Regions from separate parts of the Homo sapiens genome. Here region 2 is linked to region 1. The links are chromatin loops, found by intact Hi-C in ENCODE. Cell type or tissue: natural killer cell. All regions are shown on one strand. Links, peaks and the distances in the headings refer to the core of each region. The heading gives the core; the rest is flanking DNA.

The links. A loop is a pair of places that touch in the nucleus more often than their neighbours do. Peaks named below come from ENCODE experiments on the same cell type or tissue, not always from the same donor. Only the 100,000 strongest peaks of a DNase experiment are listed, where the experiment ranks them.
Region 2: a loop joins it to region 1, with 22 times the contacts of the local background. A loop is called at or near these places in 12 of 110 quality-filtered maps.

What each region holds. Positions count from the first base shown.
Region 1 is chr17:51,581,110-51,587,447 of GRCh38, forward strand. No RefSeq gene overlaps it. Among named protein-coding and RNA genes, the nearest start is that of LINC02073, 150 kb to the left of the region's middle. In natural killer cell, for the core only: no CTCF peak of the experiment used is centred there; no DNase peak of the experiment used is centred there.
Region 2 is chr17:51,732,419-51,738,756 of GRCh38, forward strand. The region is part of intron 4 of CA10 (carbonic anhydrase 10); the gene reads right to left. Among named protein-coding and RNA genes, the nearest start is that of LINC02073, 300 kb to the left of the region's middle. In natural killer cell, for the core only: no CTCF peak of the experiment used is centred there; a DNase peak (open chromatin) is centred at 2,253.

The DNA.
Region 1 (6,338 bases), core at 2,355-4,854:
CTTCTTTCCCTTCCTTCCTTTTTTTTTTTTTTTTTTTTTTTTTTTTACTGTTCTAAAGCTTTTTAATAAACTTTCACTCCTGCTCTGAAAAAAAAAGTAGTGCTGTAGATTATAAATTGGATCTTTAATATTTTTTTCTGAGAGATGCATATAGAAATTAAAGTTGCCTTGGTTGCTAATCTGTAGTCTTTGATGACAACATCATGATATTATGGCGAGACTTTTCCTCTTCTGGATTCACCAGTCCTCTTTATAGGATTTAAAATGAGGGGATCTACAGAGCTCTCCATGAATCTGTTAAGACCCCATGGTTCTTACCCTTCAACACCCTATATACAAACTCCCTGCCTCCCCTGACTAAACTGTCCAAGAGACCAGTTCCAAGAAGGACATAACCAGATCTGATTATCCACCTCCTCGTAAGCCAGTGTTTTCCAAATTATAGAGTAGTGGAATCAATTCCATGTCTTGTGACCTGCGTGTTGTCCTTCTAATGAAAACAAAATAAATAGATAAGGAAATAAACAGATTTTAAAAACAAGCTGTGTGACAGATAGTAAAGACAGGTATCATTTGTTAAAATCTTTGTTTCATCATATGTACATTAATGCAGCATTTCTTATATTTTTATGTTTCTTAGTATTTTTAAAATTTAAATTGACAAAAATTTTATATATTTACATTATTTGCTACGGTTTGAATATTTGTGTCTCTCCAACATTCATATGTTGAAATCTAGTTCTCAATATATTGGTATTAAGAGGTGGTGCTTTTGGGAGGTAATTAGTTCATGATGGCAGAGCCCACGTGAATAGGATTAGTGCCCTTATAAAAGAGGTTTGAGGGAATTCTTTTGCCCATCTGCCATGTAATGACTCAGCAACAGGGCACCGTCTATGAAGCGGAGATCTTTCACCAGACATTGAATCTGCTGTTGCCCTGACCTTGAACTTCCCAGCCTCCAGAACTGTTGTTTATAAATTACATGGTCTAAGATATTTTGTTATGGCAGCCCAGATAGACTAAGACAGTATACAACATGGTGTACAATGATTGTATGCACGTGGTGTACAACAGGGTGTGTGTGTGTATATAGACAATATAACAATATATTGTATACTTGAAAATTGCTAGGAGAGTAGATTCTAAATGTTCTCACCACAAAAGAAATGTTAAGTATGTAAGGTAATGGATATATTAATTAGCTTGATATAGCTATTTCATAGCTAAATTATACATTGTAAATGTGTGTGTGTGTATGTGTGTGTGTGTGTGTGTGTAAGTTCAAGATCAGGGCACTGGCAGATTCAGTGTCTGGTGAAAGCTCTCTGCTTCATAGATACTGCCGTGTTGCTGAGTCTTCACTTGGCAGACAGACAAAGGAACTCCCTCAAACCTCAAACCTATATATATGTGTGTGTGTGGGTGGGTGGGTGGGTGGGGGTATACATATCATGTCTAATGTATAACTTAGCTATGAAATAGCTAAATTAAGCTAATTAATATATCTATTACCTTACATACTTAACATTTCCTTTGTGGTGAGAACATTTAGAATCTACTCCCCAAGCAATTTTCAAGTATACAATATATTGTTATTAACTATAGTCAGTAGGTTGTACAATAGATCTCTTGAACTTATTCCTTCTGTGTAACTGAAATTTGGTATATTTTGATCAACATTTCCCACAAACCCCTCACTCTCAGTCTCTGGTAACCACCATTCTACTTTCTGATTTCGAGTTGGACTTTTTCAGATTCCACATATAAGTGAGATCATGTAGTAATTGTCTTTCTGTGCTTGGCTTATTTTACTTAGCATAATGGCCTCCAAGTTTATCCATGTTTTTGAAAATAAGAGGATTTCCTTATTTTTTTTTTTAAGGCTGAACAGTATTCCATTGTGTATATATGCCACATTTAAAAAAAATCCATTGATGGGCACTCAGGTTGATTTCATGGTGGGTTAGTGAATAACACTACATTGAACATGGGAGTTCAGTTATTTCTTTGACATACAGATTTTATTTCTTTTGCATACATACCTAGAAGAGGGATTGCTGGATCATATGGTAGTTCTATTTTGATTTTTTTTTTTTTTTTTTTTGAGACAGAGTCTCACTCTGTTGCCCAGGCTGGAGTGCAGTGGCACCATCTTGGCTCACTGCAACCTCCGCCTCCTGGGTTCAAGCAATTCTCCTGCCTCAGCCTCCCAAGAAGCTGGGACTACAGGCGCCTGCCACCATGTCCAGCTAATTTTTGTATTTTTAGTAGAGATGGAGTTTTGCCATATTGGCTAGGCTGGTCTCGAACTCCTGACCTTGTGATCTGCCCGCCTCAGCCTCCCAAAGTGATGGGATTACAGGTGTGAGCCACCATGCCTGGCCTATTTTAATTTTTTTGAGGAATCTCCACGTTGTTTTACATGATGTCTGTACTTAGTGTTGCTATGAGGTATTTCTTTTGCTGAATTTCAGTCAGAAGTGATTGAAAGCCACTGCCCTAAGTGACCACAAGGACCAGTTGCATCATACCCTTATGTGTGTTACCCCACTTACCAAGACTTTCAAGCTTCTCATTTGACCCATTTTCACCTGGACTGTCATCTACTTAAGGGTCTGTACATCCCCCAGTTTGACCCAATATATCACCCCTTTAACTTCTCAGACCTTTCCACTCTGCCCTTTGGAACTCATTGGTCTGTTAATAGCAAAATTCCCAGCATTCTCAAACTCTCTTTGTAACATTACTTCTTTTTCTTGCTCTATATGAAAACTGACTCTCCCCTGAAGCCACTGATTCCCCTATATCCTCTCATGTGGCTTTTCCTTCCCCCACTTCCTGCCAACTACTGGTCCTGAAGGTACTGTCTGTTCCTCATGCTGACTTCCAGACCATTGTTTCTTCTGCATCCTTAAAGAACCCAGCTCCTTCAGACCATACCATCCACTGCCCGTCATTGTTGCAGTCTTCTTCAGTTCTGATGGTTAAACTTATCCATTGAAAATTAGACCAACTGGCCGGGCGCGGTGGCTCACGCCTGTAATCCCAGCACTTTGGGAGGTCGAGGCGGGCGGATCACAAGGTCAGGAGATTGAGACCATCCTGGCTAACATGGTGAAACCCCGTCTCTACTAAAAATACAAAAATATTAGCCAGGCATGGTGGTGGGTGCCTGTAGTCCCAGCTACTCAGGGGGCTGAGGCAGGAGAATGGTGTGAACCTGAGAGGCGGAGGCTGCAGTGAGCTGAGATCGCGCCACTGCGCTCCAGCCTGGGTGAAAGAGCAAGACTCCATCTCAAAAAATAAAAATAAAAATAAAAAAGAGCAACTGTTTTTGCTTCTTTCTTTCCATACCTAGTCCTACCGTCATTCTTGGTATTTTCAAAATCCACATGGATCACCCATCCAATGTCCTGGCTTCTCAGTTCCTTGGCTACCTCAATTCCAATGATTGTGTCCTTCACCACACTCAGTCAGACATTGTCATGGTCATACACTAGACCTGAGCTGCTCAATACAACAGTAACTACCCACATACAGCTTTCTAAATTTGAAATTAATAAAATACAATAAAGATTAGTCCTTCAGTAGCACCAGCCACATTACGAGTGACCAATTGCCATGTGTGGTTAGTGGCTACCATATTGAACAGCATAGATATAGAATATTTCCATCACTGTAGAAAGCTCCATAGAACAGTGCTGCACTGAGACCTTGTCATTACAGTTTCAAGTATTGTACTTAGACTACCATCTCACATCATTGCAGTTAACTCCCTCACATACCTCACCCTAATAACTCTTTGACTCCACTCAGACCTTCAATCCACTAATCTCAACACTTTCCATTGTCCATTATCTTTCTCATGCCCCCACTTTCCCTGTTACCCAACTTAAATTTCGAGGCCCATATTTGTAGCCCTTTGCATAAAGCTTTTGTTATGGAGCAACTCTCTTGCTCCTATTTCCCCCTGTCTTACTCAGTAAGACAAACACTATCCCAGGTTAACTCTCTCCTCCTACACTGTATCTGCACTCAAGAAGCTGAATGTAGCTGAAGAAAAATTGTAACTGTAATGACTGACCTGAAATTCATGACCACAAAACAAAAATACCAAACACCTAGAAATAAATCTAAAAGACTTTGACAAAACTTGTACCTAGAAGATGAAAAAAATTAAGAAAAAAATGTAAAAACAAATAGATTTAATATGTTCATGCAAGGAAAAACTCAAGATTGTGAAAAGTCAACACTCCCCAAATTGATTATATAAGCAATGCAGTCTCAATACAAGTTAAAACTTTGTTCTTTTCAAATTGACAAGCTGGTTCCAGTGTTCATTTGGAACTGCAAAAGGCCAGGAATAGCCAAGGTGCTTTTGAATAAGAAGAAGGTGGAGGCTTTGTTCAAGACTTAATTTAAAGGATTTAAAAACTCATTCTAGAGCTAAATAATTTACAGTGTTATTATACTAGTTACCAATTTATGACTTTTAGCTCCAAATGCACCGTTCTTTGCTCTGCTTTGTGATAGTAGAGCTGGACCCTGGAAACATTTCAATGCCAGGTGGCGGAATGTTAGCCTTTGTCGGTAGAGGGCACTGGAGGGATACTGCAAGGCATAGCAGGAGGAGGAAGAGGGTGTTTCTTTAGGTTCTAGGATGCTTTTCTTCCTCTGATCGTGTGGCTCTCAGCAGCTTGCAGAAGACTCAGTAGTGCCCACCTTCCAGCTTGTTCTGCCAGCCTCCCACTGGGTACCTTCCAGCTTGCCAGCATTGGACTGTAGCACCATGGCCAGTCACTACTCCCTACTTTTACTATTTCTGTCTTCCTTAGAGTGTTCTTTAAATTCTGTTAGCACAAAACTACCTTTCACTAGTTAATAATTCTTTTTAAAAAACTTTTAATTTCAGGGGTACATAAGCAGGATGTGCAGGTTTGTTACACATGTAAATGTGTATCATGGGGGTTTGTTGTACAGACTTATTTCATCACCCAGGCATTAAGCCTAATATCCATTAGTTATTTTTCCTGATCCTCTCACCCCTTCACCCTCCACCGTCTGATAGGCCCCAGTGTGTGTCGTTCCCCTTGGTGTCTACGTGTTCTCATTTAGTTCCTACTTATAAGTAAGAACATGTGATATTTGGTTGTCTGTTCCTGTGTAAGTTTGCCAAAGATAATGGTCTCTAGTTTCATCCATGTCCCTGCAAACGACATGATCTCATTCTTTTTTATGGATGCATAGTATTCCATGGTGTATATGTACCAGATTTTCTTTATCTAGTCTATCATTGATAGGCATTTAGGTTGATTCCATCACTTTGCTATTGTGAATAGTGCTGCAATGAACTATGAACTTATACATGCATGTGTCTTTATAATAGAATGACTTATATTCCTTTGGGTATATACCCAGTAGTAGGATTACTGGGTTAAATGATATTTCTGTCATTAGGTCTTTGAGGAATTGCCACACTGTTTTTCACAATGGTTGAACTAATTTACACTCCCACCAACAGTGTCTAAGTATTCCTTTTTCTCTACAACCTCACCAGCGTCTGTTGTTTTTTGACTTTTTAGTAATATCCATTCTAACTGGTGTGAGATGTTATCTCATTGTGGTTTTGATTTGCATTTCTCTAATAAGGAGTGATGTTGAGCAGGAGAATGGCGTGAACCCAGGAGGTGGAGCTTGCAGTGAGCTGAGATCGCGCCACTGCACTCCAGCCTGGGGGACAGAGTGAGACTCTGTCTCAGGAAAAAAAAAAAAAAAAAAGAAAGAAAATTAGAGCAACTGTTTTTGCTTCTTTCTTTCCATCCCTAGTCCTGCCATCATTCTTGGTGTTTTCAAAATCCACATGGATGACCCATTCATATGCTTGTTGGCCACATGTATGTCTTCTTTTGAGAAGTGTCTGTTCATGTCATTTGCCCATTTTTTGATAGGGTGGTTAGTTTTTTCTTGTAAATTTGTTTAAGTTTCTTATAGATGCTAGATGTTAGACGTTTGTCAGATTCATAGTCTGTAAAATTTTTTTCCCCATTCTGTAGTTTGTTTACACTGTGTATAGTTTCTTCTGCTGTGCAGAAGCTCTTTAGTTTGATTAGATGCCATTTTTCATTTTTTGCTTTTGTTGCAATGGCAGAGCCTGCCTGGCCTCTGCTGTTTGTTGGACACAGCAAACATGCCTCTGCCTCAGAACTTCTGTGATTGCTTATTCCTTGCTTGGAATGTTCTGTCCCTGGATAGCCGCATGGCTTATTTAGTTCTATGCTCAAATCGCCATTCCTTAAAGGGACTTTCCCTCTAAAAAGAGGAAAATCAAAAATATT
Region 2 (6,338 bases), core at 1,297-3,796, 150 kb after region 1:
CTCTTTCAAGATCCGGCTTATGTCAGAAAGCCTTCTCCATCCCCCTAATTTGAGTCGGATGTGTCAACAGCACTTGAGCTTGTGAATTTTGTCAGGCTGATCTGAATAGAACTGTCTATCTTCCCACTGTGGCAGACATCTTTTAGGGTGTCTGCATAACCGACAGTGTCTGCCTTCACCAGATAACTGTTCTCCCCACCATACAGGCAGGTAACCAAGACCTATTTATCTACCTCATCCCACATGGATAGCTGATTGGGTCAGAGAGGACATCAGATCCTCTCGGGGAAAACCAAATTTCTTCTTTGGAGAATGTGGAATTGGGATAAAGAGCCAGACAGCTAGTCAGTACAAGAAGGTCTTGCGCCAAAGGAACATAAACTTGGGAGCTGAAGTGGGACCATTTCTGCCCTCTATATACACAGAAAATAAAAAATAAAAAAAAGACAGCTCATGGGGAGAATTGAGAATAAGGCCGTCATGCAGAGATGGGCAATGGAGTAGGAGTGAGTCCCTGGCTTATAACCTTGTTTCAGTTTTGGCTTCCAGTTCCTTCATTTGTCCAGTTACCCTTGAGTTCTATGACATATCCCAAAGGTATTCTAGTAAATCCCCCTTTTAGTTTAACCCCATTTGAGTGCGTTTCTGTTACTTGCCCCCCAAAGCACTTTACCTAAGATGCCGTCAGGAACTAGAGCCCCCAGAGGACAGTGGCAGGATTTGTTCTTGGGTGCAGCCCTAAGGTAGCACAGTTCCTGGCTTAGTTATATGAATTTTTGTTGAATTTTACTAACTTAATATAGCTTTTCTATGAGATAGCAATAACACTACCTGGTCCTCCCCAAATTGCCACACGCTCCAGGGAATTAGATGAATTAAAGCCAAGGGCTGGCTGGCTCCATTGAAAGCCACGCTTCGCCTCACTGTTGTTCCGTCTCGTTTCCAGTTTGAGAAGGCAGGGAGGCTGGGAAGCTGAAAAGCACTCAGAAGACAGGGAACAGCAGGAGAAAGTGACAAGCGAGACAGGATTTGAAAGGGGCTTGTTTTGAGTGCTTTGGAATCAACTTGTTCTTTAATTAAGGGGGAAATATCACCCTCCAGCTAGTAAAGACACCCCTAAGAAAATTAAAATAATGTAAATCAAGCTAAATGAATACTCCAGAAGCGGCACTAGAGCTTTGTAGGATTGAGTGTTTGGATGCCCCTGAGGTTTTAAAAGCAAAGCTTGCAACTGCTTTTTGGAGCAGAAACATTCTCTCTTTTGTTTGATGGCAAAGGAGGCTAAATGCCGACACCAATAGGATTCACGGAGGAGTTGGAGGTGACAGAATCTTCTTACTGTTTCGGCTCTCTAAAGACCAGAATTGAAACAAAACCTAAGTAGATGATGCTGATAAATTCCTGGGGTTGCTTCCTAGGGGTGTTCAATGCAAAGAAATCATTTAACTTGTAATTAATTCTACAAAGCAAAATGGTTCAAGGGGAACCTAGAGTTTCTAGTAAAATACCTTATTAATCACAGGGGCGTTTTACCTGGGAGGTGCAAAATGACTGAGGTGTGATGGGGTTTGTGTGTGTGAAAGCTACTAGTATGGTAGTGGCAGGAGCAGGAGGTTCAATATTGCGACAAGAAAAGGTCGCAGATCCAAGTGAGCAGAACAATCTGAGCTTTACTTTTTCATCAAATGTCTTAATTTCCCAAGATTTTACCTTAAAGGAGGTATGAGGATGGTTACAAAGTGTGTACTCAATCTTTGGTTGGGGGGGGGGGGTTCCAATGTAACACAAATAATTTATTACACATCAATGTTTCTGACTCTCAAGATAGCATCATGACTCCTTAATCAATGGTTTATACGTGATGGCAAACTTGTGCAAGAAGATTTTACTTCCATAGGCCTCTTGGTGCTGGAAGAGCTACTCTAGTCCTTTCATTTCTGGATGAAGGAAAAGAGATCTAGAGAGATTAAGTGGCTTGCCAAAGGTCACCTAGTCGTAGGGTGAGCATATGATTCATTGTGCAAACTGGAGGACTTTTGAAGGTGAAAGGATGTACTATAATATTACAGTTATACCAGGACTTAACTGGTGTCAGACTGGACTGTTCGGGCAAGGCAGGGCAGGTGATCATCCTATTTAGACAGCTCAGGGCTTTGCTTCAAACTCACAAGGAATGAGGAATATTCTATTTGCGGGTCTTCTTTGCAATAATAAACTGCCATCTGGGGGCAGGGAAGGGCACCACCTGGAGGCCAGGAATGGGAGGGCGATTCCTTGCAGGACCTCAGGCTGATGGGTTTTCTCCACAATTAAGTGTGGTTAGTAGGGGCTTGACTGTCTTCTGCAGGCCTGAGTGAATGTCTTAGTCCATTCATCAGAATATCTGAGATGGGGTAATTTATAAAGAGCAGAAATTTATTTTTCACCGTTCTGGAGGATGGGGAGTCCAAGATCAACACACCAGCAGGCTCAGTTCTCTGGTGGAGGCTGCATCCTCTGGAGGGGAGGAATGCTGTGTCATCCCATGGCGGAAGGCAAAAGGGAAAGAAGGAGGAGGCTTTTTCTCCTGGCAGCCTTACAGCAGGATGCCTTGACACTGATAAGAAAACAGCATTAGAAGGGCCCTTAACCCATCTTCTTAGAATAAGGGTTTCAGGAACCAACTCACAACTGCTCATGTAATTTTTAAGAATTTCACCTTCTGCATGGGTGCTACTCTGGATTCTTGTTAGATATGGATGGAGGATAGAAATGCTGACCCTGTATATATGCAATGTGGAATATTACACAGCCATAAAAAAGAACAGAATCATGTCTTTTGCAGTAACATGGATGCAGCTGGAGGCCATTATCCTAAGTGAATTAATGTAGGAACAGAAAATCAAATACTGCCTGTTCTCACTCATAAGTGGGAGCTAAACGTTGGGTACTCAATGGCACCGACAGACACTGAGGACTACTGGAGGGGCAGGGAGAGAGGGAAGCAAGCGTTGAAGAACTGACTGATGGGTACTATGCTCAGTACCTGGGTGATGGGATCATCTGTATCCCAAACCTCAGCATCGCGAGATATACCCAAGCAACAAACACGAACATGTACCCCCCACCCCGAATCTAAAATAAAAGTTGAAATTATTTGGAAAAAAATGTGAACCACAGATGATGCAGCTTGAAGAAGCATGTCATTGCTAATAAAAACAACCATTTTTGAGCACTCATTCTGTGCAAACAACTATTCTGAGCACTTTTTATACATTGATCCCCTTAATCCATAAAACTACTCTGCAAAGTGAAACTGTTCTGTCTCCTGATTGTGCTGATGGTCATCCAAATCTATATACCTGTTAAACTTCAGAGAACTTTATGCCAAAATAAAAAAGTTAATTCTACTGTATAACTTAAAAAACAAAGTAAAAAAAAAAAGACTATATACTGTATAAGTCCACGGATTGAAATCCAGGAAAGGCAAAACTCTAGTGATTGCAAATCAGTGATTGCCGGGGCTAGGGTAGGAGGGAAGGACTACAGAAGAACACAGAAACTTTTTGGGTTGATGGAAGCGTTCTAGACCATTTTGGTCATGGTTACACAACTATGTATTTGTGAAAAAGCATCATATTGTACAGTTTAAATTCTTAAATTTTTTTTGTATGCAAACCATACCTCAACAAAACTGGGGGAAACCACCCTGTAGAATGGACATCACTCATATTTGTCCCATTAATGAGGAAATTGGGGCACAAGGAGGTTGAATAAATTGCCTAGGGTCACAGCTGATAGAGCCAGGATTCAAACACAGGAATGAATAATTCCATCAATTTTCACTTCCACAATTAACAGCTGCTCATGCAAGTAGGTCATGGCCCTTAACCTGGGTCATGGGAACACATTAGCCCTAGAGAGGCAGCTGCAACAGGTAGAAAATGCTTGACCCCCACAGAGGACTTTACAGAAACAGCAGCTGTTCCGGGATGACCATTTGAGTCCACACACAATTAGTCTTTCCCAAAGCAGACACAATTACTTGATTTGAAAAACTGGTGCCAGGATGCTAAGTCCTGATGCAGATATCTGGTGGCCCCTGGGCCTTCCCCTTTTTCCTGGCTGGGAGTGTGATTTAAAACCTCCTGGCTAAGCTCATTTTGCCAAATAGCTCCTGCAGGATTCATTTCCAAGGCTGAGTCCAGAAATTTCTAGCTCAGCAAATAGATCCAAAGCAAGATGACGAATTCACCCAAGCTACCTCTGAGACTAAGGAATATGGTTTCTTGTGCTTTGCAGAGGCAAACAGATGTGTTTATACACAAATTTACACACATAAAATGCCTTGCTTGTTATAAAGAAGAGAGAAAAAATGTAACTGTACATCTGCATGTACAGTAGCTTCCATCTGGGAACTGTAACTTCCCAGTAGCTGTCCATCTGGGAGGAGAAGGTGAATGAAGGAATGAAGGTCCTCCGCAGGAACACAGAATGATGCTGTGTCATATTTCACACCGCTGCTGTACTACTTGGAGAAATAGGCTCCTGTCTCACTTTACAGCTAGAAACAGTGCAGACTGTTCTTAAGGCTGATGCAGAATTGAGAGGAACTGGAAGATCATCTCAGGTAACACAATCAGGCACTTATGATTAGAAGAATGGACTTACCCAGGATCAAGCAGCTACTTAGTGGCAGAGCCAGAGAGGTAAGGTGACTGTCTAAGGTCACTCAGTGCATAGCTGGAGTCAGAGACCTGGGTTCTCTTCCCTGGACCAACCATGCAACTGAAAGCAGGTTCTTTAACCTCTCGAGGTTTCTGTTCCTTGAATATAAAATGGTGCTAATAAGTGCTAGCTCAAAAGCTTATTGTGAGGACTGGGTGTGATAAGGCCCTAAGCACAATGCCTGAGACACAGTACATGCTCAATAAATTACAGCTGATGGTAGAAGTCATTTTAGTTCACCGTGGTTATGCTAATGTATCTTATCTTCAGTTTGGGCTAGATGAGTTCTAAGGTGAACCTTAGAACTTAGTTATTGGCTAGCCAATAACTAACTGACTTGTACAGCACTTTATGGCTTAAAAAGCCCTATCACAGAAGAGTTTTCTTTGCATTGCACAATTACCCTATAATATATATATAGAACCAGCACAATTAGCTCCATCTCCCAGTTTAAGAGACTCAAAAAGCCAAAGCAGTTTACTGAATTCTGCCTTTTCCAAGATCACACAGCCAATAAGTGGCAGAGAGGAGTGCTGAAGTCAGATCTTCTAAGTCAAAATGTTGCCTTCTGTCTGGTGGCCCAAGTGTCCAACTCTTAGGCCATTGTCCTTCCCTTAGTGTGTTTGTCCCTGCTTCCCTACAGCCCCCCTTCCAGGCCAAGCCAACCATTGCTCTTGGAGTGTGCCTCTCACCAGCAGATCCAATGAATAATCATGACAGTAACCCTACTGTTGCCCTTTTACTGCAGAGATGGGGATAGATTTATAGAGGCTGACTGTGGCTGGTATTTGGGAATGGATAATCACCTTCACTTACTATATCCTAGGCTGCTTCGGCTAAATATTTACTGCCCAGAATTCTGCCCTTTCCAACCAATTCTGAATATGAGCATGGCACAGGCAACTAAGTGGCATAATTCATTTGGGGCAACCATAAATCTAAGGCTTCCACCAGAAATGATGCAAAAAATTAATGGAACATGAAATCAAGTAAATGGAATTGAGTACAGTAATTAGTTCATATTTTAATCCTCAGGTCTGTTTATTATCTGTCAACTGGCGAGCAATTAAGTTGGCACCATTGAAATGATTAGCTTTGTTTCAGCAAAAGTTTATCGATATGTCAGTGCAAATGGATCCGGTGGTTTTAAATGGCCTTATTTTGAATTGTAGAGCAGCACATCCATGGAGCAGCTAGACATCGAATGATTTAATTTAGCAATATTATCTGGATTACTTATATTTAATATTACTGAACTGTTCTGGAGGGTTATGGGGGAATGTGGGCGGGGGAGATTTAAACTGCACAAAAGCATTGCTTCTGTTCTTAGGTTCTTAATGCAATAGTATGATTGCCTTTTCATATTGAGACCAAGGAAGAACATTTAAGACACTATATTTTAGTCTTCCAATCTTTAATTCTCACATTTATCTCAATCAGGCACTATTATGGCTCGCTCTCACATTGGTGGTCTTTTCTCAGGGGTGATTTGGTGATTTCTAGATCCACTTCCTTGTGGATGCTCATCATGGCTTATGTTTTGTGAAATAATCTCCCAATGTCTTTGCTGTTTTGAGGCTGACTCTATAGATGCCCTTGCGATGGGGCTGTGCTCACAAATGCAGGAAATG